Regions from separate parts of the Homo sapiens genome. Here region 1 is linked to region 2. A link is an interaction called in ENCODE POLR2A ChIA-PET data of the cell type or tissue named here. Cell type or tissue: B cell. All regions are shown on one strand. Each heading gives the region's core, and the rest is flanking DNA. Links, peaks and the distances in the headings are about the cores only. Region 1 has its middle 79 kb from the start of LINC02397. Region 2 overlaps BTG1-DT (BTG1 divergent transcript).

The links. ChIA-PET counts read pairs that join two places held together with the same protein. Peaks named below come from ENCODE experiments on the same cell type or tissue, not always from the same donor. Only the 100,000 strongest peaks of a DNase experiment are listed, where the experiment ranks them.
Region 1: POLR2A ChIA-PET joins it to region 2 with 9 read pairs; 22 of 35 experiments call an interaction of 5 or more read pairs at or near these places.

What each region holds. Positions count from the first base shown.
Region 1 is chr12:92,539,385-92,551,464 of GRCh38, forward strand. It overlaps the pseudogene LOC124903118. Among named protein-coding and RNA genes, the nearest start is that of LINC02397, 79 kb to the left of the region's middle. RefSeq lists silencers at 5,050-5,189, 8,135-8,335. In B cell, for the core only: no CTCF peak of the experiment used is centred there; no DNase peak of the experiment used is centred there.
Region 2 is chr12:92,146,323-92,155,917 of GRCh38, forward strand. BTG1-DT (BTG1 divergent transcript) reads left to right here. Exons shown (of 3, transcript NR_135036.1): 2 at 340-440. Among named protein-coding and RNA genes, the nearest start is that of BTG1-DT, 5.0 kb to the left of the region's middle. RefSeq lists an enhancer at 1-175. In B cell, for the core only: no CTCF peak of the experiment used is centred there; a DNase peak (open chromatin) is centred at 3,469; H3K4me3 peaks cover 2,347 bases; H3K27ac peaks cover 4,000 bases.

The DNA.
Region 1 (12,080 bases), core at 3,731-7,730, 400 kb after region 2:
ATGCTTCTATCACTCCCACACAATGGGTATTTTTAATGCTACAGCATTTCCTGAAGTCAAGCGCTCAGGAAATGGTTTTTGCAATAATGACCTCAGCCTCCCCATATTCCCCCCACCCCCCATCACAGAATCCAAGAATAACTGAACAGGTGTCCAAATACCCAGAATTACCCAAGAAACCTCACAACCTGTCTTCTGTTTTCTATCAAAGTCATGAGGTTAACCTCTTGTCCTTTGGAGTTCGAAGGAATGTGTCCAAGAACTGAACACAACCATATCTGTCCTTTATTTATATTGAGACACAGTTTATTTCCAAGACTGTCAATGGTCTCCAGACCCCAGAACTAAATCTGTATACCATCATGGCTAAAAGTATGAGTTCTGGAATTCAAAAGCCTTAGAGACTGAATTCTGACTCTGCCACTAAGTATGTGGCTTCAGCCAAGTCATTTAGCCTTTCAGAGCCTCAATATTCTCACCTGTAAAGTGGAAATAATGGAAGAAACTATTTCTTGGAATGTGTGAAAATCACTCACGTAAACTGCTGATCTCCAGGCCTGATACACAGCAAAATGCCTAGTACTTGCTAATTGTTATTGCGTCAAGTTTCCCCAGATTGAACCTTAGGTCTGGTCAGTTTCTCCTGGACAGCAGTCATTTTGACAGCTTAGGATCTTTAGGTGCCCACATACCTTCAGAACCTCAACCCATTCTTGGGAGCACTGTCTGACCACCCTCTGAGGACCAGAAGCAGGAAGAGAGATCAGATGGTGAGAGGATAAGGACTGTTGATACCCAAGGGAGGTTGTAAAACCACTTGGGCACACCCAAGTTCAAAACAAAGAAGCCATCACACGAGGGTGAGAGAAGAGGTATTTACTCAGTGAGGCCCCTTCCAACCCTCATGGTAAAAGTCTACACTTGTTTAGAAAAGAGTATGTCTGTTTTATGATTTTATTTTTTAAAAAGGGAAACTCAACAACAAAAATGATGATGAAAATGACAATCTGACTATGGAAAACAGGCTCCTGCTATTCTCATCAGACCATCTGACAAACTACCCAAGGGAGTTTCCGAGGCCTCCCAAACAGTAACAGCAGAGCAGCCACTCAAGAGGATGCCCCGGGGAGCCGCCAAACTGCAATTGCCCTGGAAATCAGATTCGAACAGCTCAGACATGAGGGCAAAGGGCGGGATGCATGCATCCCTAAGCACCAGCCCTTCAGCCCAGCAGAGGGGCACAGACAAAGCTGCCCCGGAAGAATTGTTTGGGAGGTGCAGATACAAAGAATAAGATCCTGCTGGCAGCGCTGGGAAACACAGCAGCAGTCGGCACACGCTGGCCCTGGCAGTCAGCAACCGCCTGGCTCAGGCTGAGCAAAACCTTTCTGTGAATATGGCGTGAAAGCAGATCTCTCAGAGGCTCATGCTCCCTGAAGGTGAAAGATCAACAACAAAAAAGGCATTAACCCCTCTCCTAAATGATATTTCATGGCCATCAAAATCCCATCAAAGGAGCAGCTCATGTTCATAAGCCTGGGGGAGATGCTCCCAGCAATTTAGACACATTGGCAGCCCCAGGGAGGAGGACATAGCCTATGGGGACTCTCTATGTGTGAAGGGCAGCAGTTTGCATAACAAATGTTCCATGCACAATCTTGGAACATTGGCATAATTCTTTCTGGACCCAATAATGATAATTACTCTCTGTCCTAATTAAGGAGAAAATAAAGAAGCTAATACTTTTATAAATCAACAAGTAGGATTAGTATGATGTACAAAGCGCCCTTGAGTTTGCTTCAGGAGACTTCCTCCTCTGTGTGACCACAAGTATATCACATCGGCCACCTGGGCTTTTGTTTCCTTATCCATAAATCCTTTCTTTAAGGGGACATCTTATGGGTTCCTTTGAATGCTCCTATCCTAATTTATTCTTCTTTTCCTTTAAAAATGTTTGGTAAAGGCTTAGCATGCATGCAGTAAAATACACAGCATGATGTGTAGTATTCTTACTTAGAATTTTATGCCTTTCAAAGGGCGAAAGATGGTGATCAGGTGATATTGATTCTCTCCTTGTATAGCTTCAAAGATCGTGTTATAGATGAGAAACTAGATATTCAAAGGCACAGAGAACATGTCATCCGTATCACTCAGATTAGAACTTCCAAGTGCTCACTCATGATATGTAGTCTGGTGAGCCAGGCCTCAGAGTGTCCTACTGTGGGCTCATGGAGCAGTTCTTCAGGATGTGGACAACATTGCTTGGACCAGGGACAGGAGAGAAAAAAAAGTGATAGGCTGAGAAGAAATTTTTATGTGACATGCAAATACTTAGAAAAGATGAATGCTAGTACATCGGGAAATTTATAATTTCTTTTGACATTCAGGATTTGCCATAATTTAATAGTTCTTACCTGTTGGATGCTTACTATGTGCCAAGCATTGCACATTAACATGTATTATCCTGTTTAATCTTCAAAATAACCTATGAGGTGGACAATTTTATTACCCCATTTTACAGAAGAGGAACAAGAGTTTCAGGGAAATTAAGCTAATTTTCCCAAGTTACTGATAGAATGTGGCAGAGCTAGGTCTTGAACCCAAGCCCACAAAATTGACCGTGCCATTATTCAGTTTCTCACAAGCACTTCCACCTTACTCTGCAATGAAGGCACCACCACCCCCCAGGAAAAGGCACTACCCCAGCCAGATGGTACACTTCATCCCCACTTCTGCTGTTCAGGCTTGAACTTGGCATGGTCTTCACCTTTCATTCTGCCATCCAAATCCATCCCTCAAGACCTAAGTCGAATACTATCTTCTCCTCGCCATTGCCTTCTACCCTGAAAGTTCTGTACTCTGAATCAGTTTAAAAGGTGTTATCTGTTCCATCCATCTGGGGTCTTCATCATTTCCTTAAATATGTACATTATCCATTCCTTCAATAACATACATATTCAGTGTGCTTTCTCCTCAAATAATTGCCAGATACTAGAAGTCAGAAACCATGTTGTCTATTTCTTTTGTATCTCTGAAAGAATCATAGTACAAAATTTATAAATGAAATCATGTAGCTCTGTGCTATATGAAAATTATATCATATGACATTACAGCCACCCTGTATTTGTTGACTAAATTGTCCTTTCTGTTTAATTCCCAAGCATTTGAGCCACTCTGCCCCAGATTGAATTGCCTTGCCTTTTTTTTTTTTTTTTTTTAAGATGGAGTCTCACTCTGTCACCCAGGCTAGTGTGCTCACTGCAACCTCTGCCTCCGGGTTCAAGTGATTCTCCTGAGACTTAGTCTCCCAAGTAACTGGGACTACAGGCAACTGCCACCACACCCGGCTAATTTTTTGTATTTTTAGTAGAGATGGGGTTTCACCATGTTAGCCAGGATGGTCTTGATCTCCTGACCTTGTGATCTGCCCACCTCAGCCTCCCAAAGTGCTGGGATTACAGGCATGAGCCACCGCGCTCGGCCTGAATTGCTATTTATTCATTTATTTTGAGACGGAGTCTCGCTCTGTTTCCCAGGCTGGAGTGCAGTGGCGCAATCTCAGCTCACTGCAAGCTCCGCCTCCCAGGTTCACACCATTCTCCTGCCTCAGCCTCCCCGGTAGCTGGGACTACAGGCGCCCGCCACCATGCCCGGCTAATTCCGCCAACATGCCCGGCTAATTTTTGTATTTTTAGTAGAGACAGGGTTTCACGGTGTTAGCCAGGATGGTCTCCATCTCCTGACCTTGTGATCCTCCGGCCTCAGCCTCCCAAAGTGCTGGGATTACAGGCATTAGCCACTGCGCCCAGCCCTGAATTGCCCTTTAAAAGCTTTTTTTCCCTTGTAAGATCATAATATTCCACCTTCCACTATATCCAGACTGAGACAATAGCAACTGTGTGTGTTTATATGTGAATATGGAAGATATGTGTGTGTGTGTGTGTGTGTGTGTGTGTGTGTGTGAGAGAGAGAGAGACAGAGACACAGAGAGAAATGTGTGTTCTGATAAAGCAAGGTACATTAGATAATAGCCCATTGCACCTTGCATTAAGCAAGCCTGTCTGAGAAATGAGCAACTTTCTCAGGCCACTGCTCAACCTAGAGTGTTGACAACCTTGGGAGAGAAGACTTTAATTGCAGTCATTCCCTTATTCCCTCTGGATTACTTGTTTATAGTCTGAAATTGCTGAACGAGTTCTGCAGGTTTTTCTTGTCCATTTGCTGAGCTTGAAGCAAGAAGGGAGAGACCCAGGTTCACTGAATTGTAAACAGTACTTCTCAAGGTCAAACTGGAGAGACTGCACAGAAGAGGGGGTTGGGGGGCAGGTTTCTGAATGTGACAGACAAGAGTAACATATTGCATATATACTTTACTGCAAGCCTGCACAGAAGAAAATCGAAAAGAAAATAATATTGCAAAGAATCCTGTTCAAACTCGATTTCTTACAGTGTTTTTTTTTTTTTTTGGCCAAACTTGAAAGTCAACTTTTTAAAAGTAATTAGACATCTAATCTGTGCTTTATCCCACTGCCACAATCTCCAAACTTTTTCTGTCATTATATAAACATTATTTGAAGTTATAAAGAACACAAGCAAGTGGGCTAGATATTATCAAAAGATACTTCCAGAAATCACCGGAAATGACCGGAAGCCCAGTCAGCCCTGTTGTCTTGAAATAAACACATGAAACTGAGCTCCACATGCTCAGGCTGCAGTATATTCAGCACGCTAACAGGTACAGGCACTGCTTTGCCCCAGACTGGTGGGAATGTGGCACTGAAGAAAGCCCAGGCTCTACTATGGAAGAGCTTACAATCTGGAGAGAGTGGAAACGTACACAGCATATCATAGCACCATAAAGCCAGGGAAACACAAAAGGTAGAGATGAGAAGACCCTCCTTTTAATGGTTTAATTTTTAAGAACACTATTCACCAATTGTAGATTTAGGAGAGGTTTTTTTTTTATGTGTTTTAAGTCGAAATACCTGAACTTCAAGCCCAGTTTGCCCTTTCCTACCCTTGAGATCTGAGTCAAATCACATCGCCCAGTGGACGGCAGTTTCCTCATGGATGAGATCAGAGTGTTGGTGTAGACCATGGGTTAGCAAGTAACAACAGCTAGGGGTAAAAATCCAGCTCACAACCGGTTTTGTAAATAAGATTGCTGGAACACACCACGCCCATTCATTTACATATTGTCTATGGCTGCTCTTACTCTACAGCCGCTGAGTAGTTATGACATATGGTCCACAAAGCCTAAAATATTTACTATCTAGCCCTTTCCAGGGTTCCTGACTCCTGGTGTAGCCAGTCTCTAAGGTCTCTTCCAGGGGCTTGCAAGGTGTTATGTAGACACATAACAGCACTTCGAAAATTTGAAATAATCACACAAACGGAAGAAATGGTCAAAAAGCACATGCTGGGTCCCAGAAGACAGCAGCTCTCCTTGCTTTATGTCATCAACAGCAAACAGCTGCTCCAAGGGGTCGCAACTCGACTCATATTAGAATCACCTGGGGAGAATTTTATTTGTCGTAACAAGGTTTGAGGGAGGCACATTTCACACATTAGCATGAAAACCCAATCATCATGCTTTGGAGAATTTTTTTTTTTAATGTCAATGCCCAAGACCCAGTGTCTACAGTTTCTGATTTAATTGCTGTGGAGTGGAGACCTGGTATCAGCTGTTTTTAAATGCTGTCCAGAGGCTGGGCATGATGGCTCACACCTGTAATCCCAGCACTTTAGGAGGCCAAGGTGGGTGGATCACTTGAGGCCAGGAGTTCAAGACCAGCCTGGTCAACATGGTGAAACCCCATCTCTATCAAAAATACAAAAACAATTAGCCAGGCATGGTGGCAGATGCCTGTAGACCCAGCTACTCAGGAGGCTGAGGCAGGAGAATCACTTGAACCCGGGAGGCAGATGTTGCAATGAGCTGAGATCTGTACTCCAGCCTGGGCAACAGAGTGGGACTATGCCTCAAAAAAAAAAAAAAAAAAAAAAAATTAGCCAGCAGTGGTGGCACATGCCTGCAGTCCCAGCTACTCAGGAGACTGAGGCAGGAGAATTGCTTGAACCTGGGAGACAGAGGTTGCAGTGAGCCAAGATCACACCACTGCACTCCAGCCTAGGTGATAAAGTGAGACTCTGTCTCAGGAAAAAAAAAAACCATCCAAAGAATTCTACCTTGCATTCAGGGTTAATTTAACAAAAGCTTACACGTAATACCAAGATATGGAATCAACCTAAGTGTCCATCAGCAGATGAATGGATAAAGAAATGTGATCAAAATGCACAATGGAATACTATTCAGCCTTTAAAAATAAGAAAATCCTGTCACTTACAACAACATGGATGAGCCTGAAGGACATTACGTTAAGTGAAATAAGCTAGGCACAAAAAGACAAATACCGTATGTTCTCACTTATATGTGGAATCTAAAAAAGTTGAGCTCATAGAAGTAGAGAGTAAAATGTTGATTACCAAAGGCTCGGGAAAGTGGGGATGGGGTTGAGGAAATGTTGGTCAAAAGATACAAATTTTTATCTAGACAGAAAGAGTAAGTTCAAGATATCTATTTTATGTCATGGTAACTATATTTAATAATAGTATATTGTACACTTGAAAATTGCAAAAAAATAAAAAATATTAAAAAATATGTGAAGCAAAAGCTATTTAAAAAATAAGGAAATTGAACAAAACTATAATATTAGAAGGGTATTTAAGTACAACTCTTATGACCTTGGATAGTTCAAGCTGACCAGGGAGATGAAATAAAGATACAAATAAATACATTTTTAAAAAATACCACTGAACCTTTTTAAAAAAAACATATCGATGCCTGTATTTCTTTCCAGGTATATTACACCAGAATATCTGGGATTGTGGCCCCCAAACCTGTATATTTAACGAGTTCTCAAGATAATTCTTATGCAGACAACTCTGCAACAGCCTGCATTGAGTAGCCAGGTATGTGAATCATGCTCAAGGCCAACTATGATGCAGGAATTCAGAATCCAATAGAGAAGTGTTAAGGTCCATTTCATACTTCTTTATCTTTGACTCTCAAAGGTGTAACGCAACACCTGGAACTTAGCAGATATTTGGTAAATGTTTAATAAAGAAAACTTAATTTAACCTGACCACTGAGTGTTTCGGTGGAGAGAGAAACACACAGGAGGTTTATGCTTAATCTTGAAAGAGATAAGGCTAAGACTCATGTTCTATACACTTAATTAAATAGCCATCAACTGCAACCTTCCTCCACCTATCTACACTCAAACATTAACTACAAAACCTGATCAAAAAATCATTATTTTAAAATCACCAACCCACGGAAGCTCCTTTAGTTAGACTGAAGTTCACGTGATTGCTTAAACCTTTTTTCTGGGAATGGATCTTTTATGCCAAGTAGGCAGGGTTACTGCCCCATAAACCTACCTTCTGTCATTAGCTTTGACTGTTGACACTTGCAATGATTAGACAGGGTTGAGCAAAGGGTATTTTTGCAGTCTGTGGGGAAGAGTATAGAAAATAAACATTGCATCTCATTACAAAGCCCTGAATGTGCAAAACATACTGGTCCAAATGCCATGATTAGATAAGCACCTGCAACACTCATTAACTTTGAAGGGAAATTGAAGCCAAATTTGGGCCCATATGCCACCTGTCCTTACACTTCAGCAATCAGGTGACCTCTATTCTCACATTAAGTTAATTTCTGAAACACTCTACATGATAGCTATTGCCCCAGACTTCTAATAATTAACCCAGGGTGTCCTCTCTCAAACATCCTGTGAAATAGTCTCCATCTACAATTTCTAGGGTTTCAGATGAGCCTTTGCCCATAACCTGAACATGTCCTTTTTAAAGATAGGTCATTGTAAATGACTCTGAGTGACAGCCTAATGCTACCCCACAAAGTAGAATGAAGTGTAATATTGATCCACTCATCCACAAACACAAAAATGCATGTGTTTTGTGTGAGGGCAAATAATTACTAAAGTAGCCAGAATAAAAACTAAGGTTGACACAGGAGGATTGAGATGATGGGCAAGTGATCTCTAAAGAAGAGTGCACCAAAGGCCTCTCTGTCTCACTCTGTAATAGTCTATTTGCAAATTGCCCTACATGCTGTATCACATGTAGCTCTAAAAGTCTGTGGCTCCAGGCGAGAGCCTCTAAGTAACCTGAGAAAAAACTACATTTGGAAATGTTTCCGTGAGGCTACTCGACAAAGTAGCTCCCAAAGTTATGATTCATTCAATCAGATGGCCTCATCTGGTCAGGGTGCAACTTAGGCATAGGTGTAGGGAACAATTGGCCACATGGAGTAAGCTGAAGAGCCTGGGAAGACTCCTCTGTTCAAATATGTCTTTACTGCTTAAGTGTTAAAGGTCCCAGAATCCCATCATGAGAGTCCAGTTCCTTTGTATGTTTAGACTATAACAGAGCCATGTGCCACAGAGAGGAGTACAGGCTGGAGAGCTGAGTGGTCAGAAAGATAATTGGATGAAAGAGGTCCCTGGTGTGCCAGAAAGATCTCTCCAGCAAGCCATAGTTCAGATAATAAAGAAAATTAAAATCGGTGACCTTCTGTGGAAAGTGAATTGATTCATCCCTCTCTTCCCAGCAATTTCAGAATTAACTGACATAAAGCCATGGATAGAGAGCTGGTTGTGCAATGACTACAAGGTCTCAAAAGCAGCAACTGCAGCAGAACACAGCACAAGCTTCATGAGAAGCACGGGGAGGACAGAGATGGCAATTCCACCAAGAAGGATTAGGAAGGATTTTTTTTTTCCTTTCCCAAGACTGAACACATCATGTGATGCTATGTGCAACATGGAGATGATTAAAATCAGCATGCCTACTGAAGTTCCAGGACTAGCAGGAAATTGTGAAGCCTGTACTGCAAAGTAATACCACCTCCAGGTTACCAGATGGGGTGAGGGGTTACTCAGAAGCCAAGGCAGCTAAAGAATTATAAATCTCTATATAATTCTGATATCCAGATAGTAAAGAATTTTTAGTCTATGAGACTTCTAAATAGCACTCTGTGGCAGGAGCACATCTCCCTTGGCTCAGATATACCCAGGAGAGCTATGCCTCTCAGCAAGATGCTATGAAATTAATTACCTAGGGGAACAAGAGAAGCATTGCAAAGACTATGGTGTATCATATGTGCAGGTGATCTTTTTTTCTATGCAAATATTATTGATACGGGTAACACTTCAAATCATTAACATTTTAATCTGAAGGAGAATCCTTCTAGTGACAGATGGGGTCCAGGGTTGAGGTGAGAGGTAAGGGAGAAGACAAGTTCTGTCTATAAGCCCACTCTGATACGAAACAGAACGTTTAAGCATTTATTGCAAATTCCTCAAATATTTATTGAGCACCAGCAATATGGGAGAAGATGTGCCAGGCATTTGGGAGGATATAAACATGTATATATGTACTAATGCCACCATCAACTAGCTCAAGACATAATTGGAGAAATGGCATAGGGATAACTGTGATATAGGATCAATTTAGGAAAGTCTTGGAATTGGCACAAGGACCCACAGAATCAACACCAGCTGGGAGTGATACAAAATTAGATTGTCGGGCCCTATACAGGATCCCCAGAATCGTAATGTGCATTCGACCATGATTCCGTAGGTGATTTGTGTGCACATTTGAGAATCACTGGTCTAAACAACAACAAAAAAATGGCATGTTCGTGGAGGCCCTCTAACATATTACAAGAAAGCTTCAGAGATAGTTAAGGTCTCACTGTGAGATATGTGAGAGCAGAGGAAGAGGAATGGCCAAAAGTTCAGGAGAGAATCATCATTCCACGGTTTTCTTTTTTCTTTTTTTTTTTGAGACGGAGTCTCGCTCTGTTGCCCAGGCTGGAGTGCAGTGGCGCGATCTCGGCTCACTGCAAGCTCCGCCTCCCAGGTTCACGCCATTCTCCTGCCTCAGCCTCCCAAGTAGCTGGGACTACAGGCGCCTGCCACCAGGCATGGCTAATTTTTTGTATTTTTAGTAGAGACGGGGTTTCACCGTGTTAGCCATGATGGTCTCGATCTCCTGACCTCATGATCCGCCCGCATGAGCCACCGCGCCCGGCCCACAGTTTTCTTAAGTATGCTTGGGGGATGGCAAATAGACTGGTTTTAGACACATTTAAGGTACTGGTAGAATGGTCATGGGAAAAAAATTCTAGAAAGGTAGGTGTGGGCTGAGTTCCAGAATAACCCTAATTTCTGATTTCCTAGTTACACAAAGATGTGCAATCAAAAGGACATGAGAAAATTTTAAATGGCAAAAAAAAAAAAATGTTTAACTTCTCCTTATAATTGTTCAGACTTCAGTCCCAACTCAAGTTCCTTCTTTACCCTGTCAAAGCCCTTAGGAGGCTCATGTGTTATCCTTATGTGTATGGTCTTGATAGAAAAGATGTAGACAGCCAATGGGATGAGAACTCCAAGAAGGGCTCCAACCCTGAGGGAGAATGAAAAAGAATTCACATCAGAAACCAGGTGGAGGCTGGGCGCGGTGGCTCATGCCTGTAATCCTAACACTTTGAGAGGCTGAGGCAGGCGTATCACTTGAGGTCAGGAGTTTGAAAACAGCCTGACCAACATGCTGAAACCCTGTCTCTACTTAAAAAAAAAAAAAAAAAAAAAATTGGCCGGGTGTGGTGGTGGGCACCTGCAATTCCAGCTACTCAGGAGGCTGAGACAGGAGAATCGCTTGAACCCGGGAGGCAGAGGTTTCAGAAAGCCAAGACTGTGCCACTGCAGGCCAGCCTGGGTAAAAGAGCAAGACTCTCTCTCAAAAAAAAAAAAAAAGAAAAGAAAAGAAAAGAAGAAGAAACTAAGTGGAAACTCATCAATTCATCAATATACACAGGGAATGCATGCAAAGATTAGTGGGAACCTTAGCTCTAAGAATATACATATGTTCAGGGCCTTGACCCTGTACTCCAGACAATTAGCTCTGGGTGTGTCAATTTCAGACACTCTTCTTCACAGAGCCCCAGTCTCCTGCCCCATGTGCAACACTATCTGGAGCTCAGAGCCTTTGTACCCAATTTCACTTTTGCCAGTACTCTGCTTTATGACTGGACTCTGCCTCCATAACTAATAGATCAATTATGGTAGCACTTACAATCTGCCAGGGACATGTCTACATGCTTTATATCCTAAATCATTAAGATCCACAACCACCCTATTACTTAAGTATGATTATTACCACCAGTTCACAGACAAGAAAACTAAGCTACAGAGAGATCAAATGCCTTAACTGAGGTCACTCCACTCACTCCACTAGTAAGGGGTGATGTTGGGATTTGAATCCATGCAGTTGGCTCCACAGTTCACACTATTAAGCAGATGTTTCTCTAGGAAGCTTTTTTATCCACTTACTGAGAGGCTGGGGGAAAGAGTTCCAGAAAGCAACCACCTGACTCATGAGCAGTGACCATTCTCTGGGATATGACCCACCCACTTCACTGATACCTAGTGCTCATCACTTTGACAAATACAACTAAGATTGTTTCCTGCCTTGGGTTTCATGATTGCAATTTTCAGAGCTGGCCTCTGGATAAGGTCCTTTTTCTAGACATTATTATGCCCCATATTTGTATTTGTCAGGAAACTGGAGAGTTTATTCCAGGAACTAATTTGAAATTATAAGAATTTTTTTTCGTCCGTCAGAATAACCATTCATGAAAAGATAATGCATACATCAGTGAAGGAAGGTTCTTAAAATGGGTCAGCCAGAAAAAGGAAGAATTAAATTGGATGGCATGATTACATAGGACAACCAAGGACACCAAAGGGGCCCAAAGAAAAGAGAGCCCATGAAGAAATAGAACTGACCAGCATGAAGGTTGTACTTGGATGTTTAATGTGAAGCTGTGTTCGGTTGCCTTTTTCAGATGGAGAGAAGACGGTCCCAGTCTTCTAGGTCTGGGAAGCCAGGTCTACTATGGAGGCCTTAACTCCTGTGTGGAAAAGGCTGAGGTAGCACATTTCACCATAGGAGGAAGAAGAGACACCAGTGAAGGATACACAGCAGTAAGA
Region 2 (9,595 bases), core at 1,725-5,724:
TCCCCACTCCGTGTTTACATCTCGTTCCCGCTCCGGGTCTCGGTGACTGGCTCCTCAAGCCGGAGACGCGTGTGGTGCGGCGCGATGCGGGCGCCAGCGCTGTGTGTGCTGGCGGTGCGCTGCCTTAGTGCGGGGGAAAGTGGAGGGAACGGTCCTGCGGGGCGTTCTGTCCAAGAAAAAGGACTGCAGCCTCGGGGAGCCAGGGTCCCCTCGCAGACGAGCTGCCAACGCCGCGGAGCCATTTCTGTTCCACCCTAGGGGAGGAGTAGGGGGATATCTTTTAAAAGTTTAATTGCAAAATAAGTAGGTTAGTAAGGCCATTTGTGGTTGCTGTTTCAGTAACTTCAGCAGTCAACGGAGAGAAGAGTGGAAACCTTACTGGATGCGGACAGGAGAGCCAGTTACTGAAAGCAGATATAACGCGGATCCTGTAAAGAGTGGTGTGTATCCAAAAAAAAAAAATCTGTACAATGTATTTTAAAACTTGTGTGCACAAAACTGAAGATTTTCTTTTTTACCTAGTCCAAATGCCGTCCTAGCCTGAGTCCTGCTCTTTATAAAAATAAAATAAAAAGAATTTGAAGCTTGTGAAAGTATTAAGTGTAGACATTCAAGTTTATTTGAAACCCTACCAAAAAAAAAAAAAAACAACCTTAAAAACCAGTGTAACAGGAAGGCGGGAGCCTGCTAAAACGATTAGGCCTAAGACAGGGTTAACCCCAACTCCATTAAGGAGAAGGGGGAAAAGAAAAAAAGAAAGATGAAGGGAGGCAGGCAGATGGAGAAAGCAAACAGGAGGCAGAAGTTGAACTCTACCAGATGGAAATAAATATCCCGACCTTAGTTGATCATCAATATTGCAAAACACACCACTTTGAGTGTTTTTTTTTTCTTTTTAATACTGAGCTAAAGGATATAGAAATGAAGCAAAAATAATGACATTATAAAACAGGAGAAAACGTTTTATTGTTTAAAAAATATGTAAAACTCGATTTGAAAAAATAACTTCTAGATTATTTTTTCATTAGTACACATAACTAAGTAGTTACATGTGAAAAAATTAAAGAGTGGTTTTTTTTTTTCTTATAGAACTTTTCAGATAGAACTCTGCTTAAAAATAGTAATTTCACTGGAGGCATGAAACCTCTTTTACTACTCAAAAAGAAGATCGAGAAGCAAAAGTAAATTCATGAAATTACCATAACACTAGAATAACAACTCCTGGTCTCCCACCTAACCTGACCCACCCTTAGTTCCCTGCTTTCACTTACATTGTCGTTAATGTGTCACTGAGTACAAATTAGGAGTCAAGTGAAAGTTTTTCTCTTCTAAACCTGGTCTCCAACTTGGCCTCTCGGTCATGTGCTTAAATTGTCTCATCTAAAAAACAGAAATATTAAATCAACAAAATGCTAGGATTGGACTCAGACTTCCCCCAAGCCCTTGTTCTCCATACTATTTTTAACTGCCTGCACTAGCAGCAGCAGGACCCCTTCTGAAAGCCTTATAAAACCAGTTGAACAGGGTTAACAGAAAGTTTAACCCATAGACTCAGGGAGAGTTACTTCCCGCACTGAGTTTTTCAAATTATATATGTGTGTTTCCCACCTTAAATCATCCCATTAGGAGACAAACTGATTTGAGAAACTACAGTAATTTTTAACTTGGGAATCTACAGAGTACTCAGAAAAAAACTGGAAATAAACATTAGTCTTAAACGTAAGCCTTAGATGGTACATAATGTTCATTGCTAATAGTTTTCAATTCCTGACATATATATGTTTAGTCACATTTTCTGGAAGTTTAGTCAGGCCCTTCCCATCTGGGAAACAAGCAGGTATTTCTGGACAGCTTTTGAATTACAAAGGTGCTTTCTGTGTTGTTGTGCTAAGTTTACCAAGGCTCTCCCAAGTACTTTATTATTATCATGCAATTTGATAGTAATTTATGAAATTTTTTTTTTTTTTTTTTGAGATAGAGTCTCGCTCAGTCACCCAGGCTGGAGTGCAGTGGCGCGATCTTGGCTCACTGCAGCCACCGACTCCCAGGTTTAAGTGATTCTCCTGCCTCAGCCTCCCGAGTAGCTGGGATTACAGGCATGCACCACCACGCCTGGCTAAATTTTGTATTTTTAGTAGAGATGGGGTTTCACCATGTTGGCCAGGCTGGTCTCAAACTCCTGATCTCAGGTGATCCACCCGCCTCGGCCTCTCAAAGTTTAGGGATTACAGGCGTGGGCCACCACGCCTGGCCTGTCTAATTAATTTCTAAAACTTAGAACATTTCTAATCAAAGTATTAAAAATCTTAGGAATGCTGTCAAAACAAATTCAAAAAATGAACCTGGGTTTTAAAATAAGTTGACAAATAAAAGCACAAATATTAGATATTGTTTCCCCAGTTGGACCCGCCCTTTCCCTGAAGGCACATTAGGGCCAGGGCCTTCCAGACTGAGCCAGAGGCAACCTGCCTGTTGCTAGTCAGCTAGCTGCAGTCACTAAAGTTGTGCTTATTACGCACCTACTTCCAGATAGAGTGCTAGGTGTCTAGAAAACTCACAACTTAACCAATAAGTACAGAGTCAAGTGAGAGTTCTTGAGAGAGTGTTAATGGCAAATAGAGACAGGGCACTTATTTATTTGTGTGTTGCGGGGCAGAGGGAAAATAAGAAAACCCCAAAAGTGAATGATCTCAGCTAAGCCAATGAAAGTGACCCAAGATTAGTTCTCCTTGGAGGAAAGGAACGGGCTTGATCTTGGAGTATCTCAAAGGCATAAACCAAGGAGGATAAGTATTGTTGAAAAAACTGGTAGATGGAGGCAGGCATAGGGTACTTGAGAGTACTCTTGAGAGTGTTTTTAGCAGACAGATTATATGATCAGATTTATCTTTAAATAAGTTAGCTTTTCTTGTGGGCTTATGTCTTCAACTAGATACCTATGCCTCTTATTTATCTATTTTTTTGTTACCCGCAGAAAGGAGAAGACCACTTTTAGTTGCCTCCCTGCTAGCACCCTGACTTGCTCTGCTTGAATAAGAATCCAAGGACACAAGCTAAGACATTTGCACTGGGTTTAGATCTACTGCGATTCACAAAACACAAAAGAACTTTCAGTCAGAGGGTGACACATAATGATTTTAGACAAAACTCAGTTTCTTCTGGTGGAAGCTATTCAGATTGTTTGGAGAGTGGGAGGAAAAAGGAGTGAAGCATCGCTTAACAACAAAAGTAATAATGCAGGTTATTATCATTTTATCATTAACAATGCATCAGTGCTAAGTGTTTTACATGCTTTCTATCTCTCTCTTTTTATTTATTTATTTATTTATTTTTTTTTTTGAGACTCACTCTGTTGCCCAGGCTGGAGTGTGGCGGTGCGATCACAGCTCACTGCAACCTCCGCCTCCTGGGCTCAAGCTTATCTTTCCACTCAGCTTCCTGAATAGCTGGGACTTCAGGCACGTTCCACCACGCCTGGCTAATTTTTGAATTTTTTGGTAGAGACGGGGTTTCACCATGTTGCCCAGGCTGGTTTTGAACTCCTGGGCTCAAGCGATTCACTCACCTCAGCCTCCCAAAGTGCTGGAATTGCAGGCATGAGCCACCGCACCCAGCCATGCTTTCCCATTTAATTCTCTAAGAAACCCAATCGAGTGAGTATAGTTGACAGCATTTAACATATAAGAATACAGTCTTAAAGAAAATAAGTAATTTACCCAAGGTTTTACAGCCAGATTTGAACTCTCAAGTCATGGACTACAAAATTTGAGCTCTAAATACCTGGTAGGGTTTTCAAGGGAGCTCCTGATATTACCTTTCCTAAAAAGGACCTTGAGAAATAAAACCTGATAAAGTTAGAAGACCATCTGGAGATGAGTAGAGATAGTAGTAGGAAAAAAAAAATCAAAACTCAAGGCAGCTGAGGGGACATCTCATAGCTGACATAATCTGTAAGATACAGCTACATTTATTAAAAGGCCCACTGGAAAATGAAACAAGGAACATATTAAAATGTTAATCTGCCAAATAATTTAACTGGAATGAAAATTATCCCTAGGTACAGATAAGAGAAAGTAGCAAAAGTGCTTTCTATTTAAGACCATTTAAACTTTTCATTTCCCCTTTGGCCTAAATTGACAAAAGGAACCAGGGGCCTGGTCAGTTCCACAATCTCTCTTGCCCAGCAACTGAGGCGGGCCCTGGAGGGTTCGGTGGGGGAGGTGGGAGGGCAGCAAGGAGGGATGGTTTTGTGTCCAGGTCACTGTTGAATCTGATCAGTGGCCTCCGGGAATTCTCACTCAACTTTCTACTGCATAGCTGCAGGGCCATTTCTCAAAGCTGGGCTCCTCCCCAAACCTTCTCCTTCCTGGTGCCAGAACCTCCTGGCCTATCTCTTTTTAAAGCTCTCACCGTCTATATTGTCACCGGAGGCAACCACGTGGTGGTCAGGGTTACTGAGTGTTTATCTGCACCCCCCAGCTGCCAAAGACCTCTTCAATTTTAAGGTTTAACAGTAGACAGCCGGGCGCGGTGGCTCACGCATGTAATCCCAGCACTTTGGGAGGCCGAGGCGGGCAGATCACGAGGTCAGGAGATTGAGACCATTCTGGCTAACACAGTGAAACCCCGTCTCTACTAAAAATATAAAAAAATTAGCCGGGCGTGGTGGCGGGCGCCTGTAGTCCCAGCTACTGGGGAGGCTGAGGCAGGAGAGTGGCGTGAACCCGGGAGGTGGAGCTTGCAGTGAGCCGAGATCGCGTCACTGCACTCCAGCCTGGGCGACAGAGCGAGACTCCCTCTCAAATAAAACAAAACAAACAAACAAACAAAAAACAGTAGAGTGGGGAAAGAGTTAATAAGAATTAACTCTGGAACATTGGAAACTTTGAAAAATCGTACAAAGTTCTTACAAATTATGATCCTGGAGTATAGTATTTATAACTTTCTGAAGGGGGAAGTGGGGTACATGGACCTCCCCTTCCTTGTATTCATTTAGTTTTTGAAACAGGGTCTCTCACTCTGTCACCTAGGCTGGAGTGCAATGGCAGGATCACAGCTCACAGCAGCCTCTACCTCTCGGGCTCAAGTTATGCACGGCCACTCCCCCCACCCCTACCCCGCAGCCTTGCCCATCTCAGCCTCCTGAGTAGCTGGGACTACAGGTGCGCGCTACCATGCCCAGCTAATTTTTTTGGTTTTTGTAGAGACAGGGTTTCCCTATGTTGCCCAGGCTGGTCTTGAACTCGTGGGCTCAAGCGATCCTCCCTCCTCAGCCTCCCAAAGTGCTAGGATTACAGGCGTGAGCCACTACGTTCAGCCTCCCCTTTCCCTTAAACTAATGAAGCAAGGGATTGGGACTTCTCACTGGTTCTCCCAATGTGTTCCCCAAACCAGCAGCATCAGAGTCTTCCTGGGAACTTGATAGGAATGCAAAATTTTGCCTTCATTCTAAACCTGTGAATTAAAAACTCTGGGGATAGGGTACTGTCTAGGTACTAATGTTGGAGAACCATTGCTGTGAAAAAGTAATGGCAAAATTCTGTAATTAAAAACAACACTGAAGAGATACCTGCACTTCCATGCTTATTGCAGTACTATTCACAATAGCCAATATATGGAATCAACCTAAATGCCCATCAGTGGATGAATGGATAAAGAAAATGTGGAATATATACACAATGAAATATTCAGCCATTAATAAAAGCATGAAATCCTGTCATTTGCAGCAACTTGAATGGAACTGGAGGTCATTATGTTAAATAAAATAAGCCTCCTTTTTCCTGTGCTGGAAAAACAAAATAATTTTAGAACAATTGAAGAAAAATAAGCCAAGCACAGAAAGACAAATATTGCGTGTTCTCACTCATATTGGGAGCTTAAAAAGTGGATCTCATGGGGATGGAGAGTAGATTGATGGCTAGATGGCTACTAGATGCGGAGAAGGCTAGGTAGGAGAAGGGATGAAAAGAGATTCACTAATGGGTACAAAATACAATTAAATAGAAGATTTACTATCTAGCATTTGATAAATCAATACAGTGACTATATTAAATAGTAATCTATTTTATATTTCAAAATAGCTATTAGAGAATAATTTGAATGTTCTCAGTATAAAGAAAAGATAACTGTGTAATGTGATGGATGCCCCAATTACCCCAGTTTGATTATTACCTATTATATGAATGTGTCACAATATCACATGTACCCTGAAAATATGTACATCTATTAGGTATCAATAAAAATAACCTGGCCAGGCACGGTGGCTCACGCCTGTAATCCCAGCACTGTGGGAGGCTGAGGCGGGCAGATCACGAGGTCAGGAGATCGAGACCATCCTGGCTAACACTGTGAAACCCGTCTCTACTAAAAATACAAATAAAAAATTAGCTGGGTGTGGTGGCAGGCACCTGTAATCTCAGCTACTTGGGAGGCTGAGGCAGGAGAATGGTGTGAACCCAGGAGGCGGAGCTTGCAGTAAGCCAAGATTGTGCCACTGCACTCCAGCCTGGGCGACAGAGCAAGACTCCATCTCAAAAAAAACAAAAAACAAAAAAAAAAACCTCACTTTTTTTCAGGTATATACCATATCCAATAGAAATCTTTTTCCTTAAAAGAAAAAGCACATCAATTGAATAGGTAAAAGCTGCCTTTAAAATGAACTAAGTTTTCAGTGAGTTATTTGCTTCCTTTAGGTTCTATAGTCTGGGTAAACTCCATTCTTCCCAGTTTCTGAGACAATAAGCAAGCCACAGCTACTCTTGTCCAGTAATGGTGTTCACATTTTGCTCTCGAGAGAGGATAATACTCAGGAAGCTTGGTAGGATACCCATATAATCAAATGTTGGCATATTCTATACTTTATTTTTACTTTTTTTTTTTTTTTGAGACGGAGTCTTGCTCTGTTGCCCAGGCTGGAGTGCAGTGGTGCAATCTCAGCTAACTGCAAGCTCCGCCTCCCGGGTTCACGCCATTCTCCTGCCTCAGCCTCCTGAGTAGCTGGGACTACAGGCGCCCGCCACCACGCCCGGCTAATTTTTGTATTTTTAGTAGAGACGGGGTTTCACCATGTTAGCCAGGATGGTCTCGATCTCCTGACCTCGTGATCTGCCTGCCTCGGCCTCCCAAAGTGCTGGGATTACAGGCGTGAGCCACTGCGCCTGGCCTATTTTTACTTTTTGTATACTTTATTTTTACTTTTTCTTTTACTTTCAAAGAAAAACAGCAGGGCTGGGCATGGAGGCTCACACCTGTCATTCCAGCACTTTGAGAGGCCAAAGCAGGAGGATAGCTTGAGGCCAAGAATTCAAGACCGCCCTGGGCAACATATTGAGAACCCCCTGTCTACAAAAAATAAAAAATTTACCTGGGGTTGGTGGTGCGTGCCTGTAAGTCCTAGCTACATGGGCCACATGGGAGGCTGAGGCAGTAGGATTGCTTGAGTCCAGGAATTTGAGGCTACAGTAAACTATGATGGTGCCACTGCACTCCAGCCTGGGCAACAAAGCAGGACCCTGTCTCTTAAAAAAAAAAAAAAAGAAGAAGAAAACAAAACAGCAACTTGTTTTTTTGCTTTTTTTGTTTGTTTGTTTGTCTTTATGGAAACTCAAATTTAAAATCTCAAAGTAGATTAGAATTTAGGTGCATTAAGATGAAGTCACAGCCGGGCGCGGTGGCTCAGGCCTGTAATCGCAACACTTTGTGAGGCCAAGGAGGGCAGATCTCGAGCTCAGGAGATCGAGACCATCCTGGCTAACATGGTGACAGAGACAGAGACTCTGTCACCATGGTGTCTCATGGTGTCCCTGTCTCATGGTGACAGAGACAGAGACAGAGGAGCGAGACTCCTGTCTCTACTAAAAATACAAAAAATTAGCCGGGTGTGGTGGCGGGCACCTGTAATCCCAGCTACTCAGGAGGCTGAGGCAGGAGAATGGTGTGAACCCAGGAGGTGGAGCTTGCGGTGAGCTGAGATGCAGCCACTGCACTCCACCCTAGGCCACAGAGCGAGACTCCGTCTCAAACAAACAAACAAAAAAAGATGAAGTCACAACATTCTCTTTAAACTAGGTAGTCAACTAAAAAAAAAGAACATTCATGTTGCAGAAGTACTGTATAACAAAACAAATAAATATAAATATAGAAGGCCTACATATAGATATCCAACATGATTGTGGAAAAGATGTGGACTCTCATGCATCTGAATATACATCAGCGGGAATTCAAGGATTGAAATCCTACTAGTAAATACAATTTAGGATATATTCACTTAATGGGGCATAGCAAGTTAGACACTTAAATTCCTGAAAAGACTATGTTCTAGCCATGGAAGAAAAGTTTTCTAAAGAAAAAAAATAGTTATGACTGGCATATCAAAGAGCATGTATTTTTCTTTTGAGACCAAGTCTTACCCTGTTGCCCACGCTGGAGTGCAGTGGCATGATCTCAGCTCACTGCAACCTCCACCTCCCAATTTCAAGTGATTCTCGTGCCTCAGCCTCCTGAGTAGCTGGGACTACAGGCGTGAGCTACCATGTCCGGCTAATTTTTGTATTCTTAGTAGAGATGGAGTTTCACCCTGTTGGCCAGGCTGGTCTCTAACTCCTGACCTCAAGTGATCCACCTGCCTCAGCCTCCCAAAGTGCTGGGATTACAGGCATGAGCCACCGCACCGGCCAAATTACATGTATTTTCTGATGAGGATGAGGATGAGGATAAAGTGATAGCCTCCCCACTATTTTGTGTTCTCTCATCCATTTACTTAATAAATACTTATTTTCCCTAAGTGAAGCAGAAGCAGTCTTCAGCTAGATAATATAGTGGGCCTTCTGAATCCTCAAGTTCTGCACTCATGAATTCAACCAACCATAGATTGAAAATATTTGGAAAAATCTCTGGCACAGTGGCTCACAGCTGTAATTCCCGCACTTTGGGAGGCTGAGGTGGGAGGATCACTTGAGCTCAGGAGTTCAAGACCACCCTGGGCAACATGGCGATACCCCATCTCTACAAAAAATACAAACATTAGGCATGGTAGTTTCAGATACTTGGGAGGCTGAGGTAGGAGGATGGCTTGAGACTGGGAAGCAAAGGTTACAGTGAACAAAGATCACGCCACTGCACTCTAGCCTGGGCAACAGAGGGAGACCCTGTCTCAAAAACAAAGAAAAGAAAAGGAAAATATTCTGAAAAAACAAAACAAAAAAAAATAATACAACAATAAAAATAATACAAAATTTTAAAATACAGTATAAAAACTCTTTACATAGCATTTACATTTTATTAAGTATTGTAAGCAATCTAGAGATGATTTAAATTACAGTCATGAGCTGCATAATGACATTTCAGTTAATTAGAGGCCACTTGTAAGAAGATTCTTCCCCTAAAATTATAATACCGTAATTTTACAGTTCGTCTTATAAATATCATTATGTTTAGATACACAAATACCATTGTGTTACAATTGTCTGCAATATTCAGTACCTTAACATGATGCATAGGTTTGTAGCCTAGGAGCAATAGGCCATATACCATATGCCTTAGGTGTGTAGCAGACTCTACCATCTAACTTTGTGTAAACACACTCTATGATGTCTGC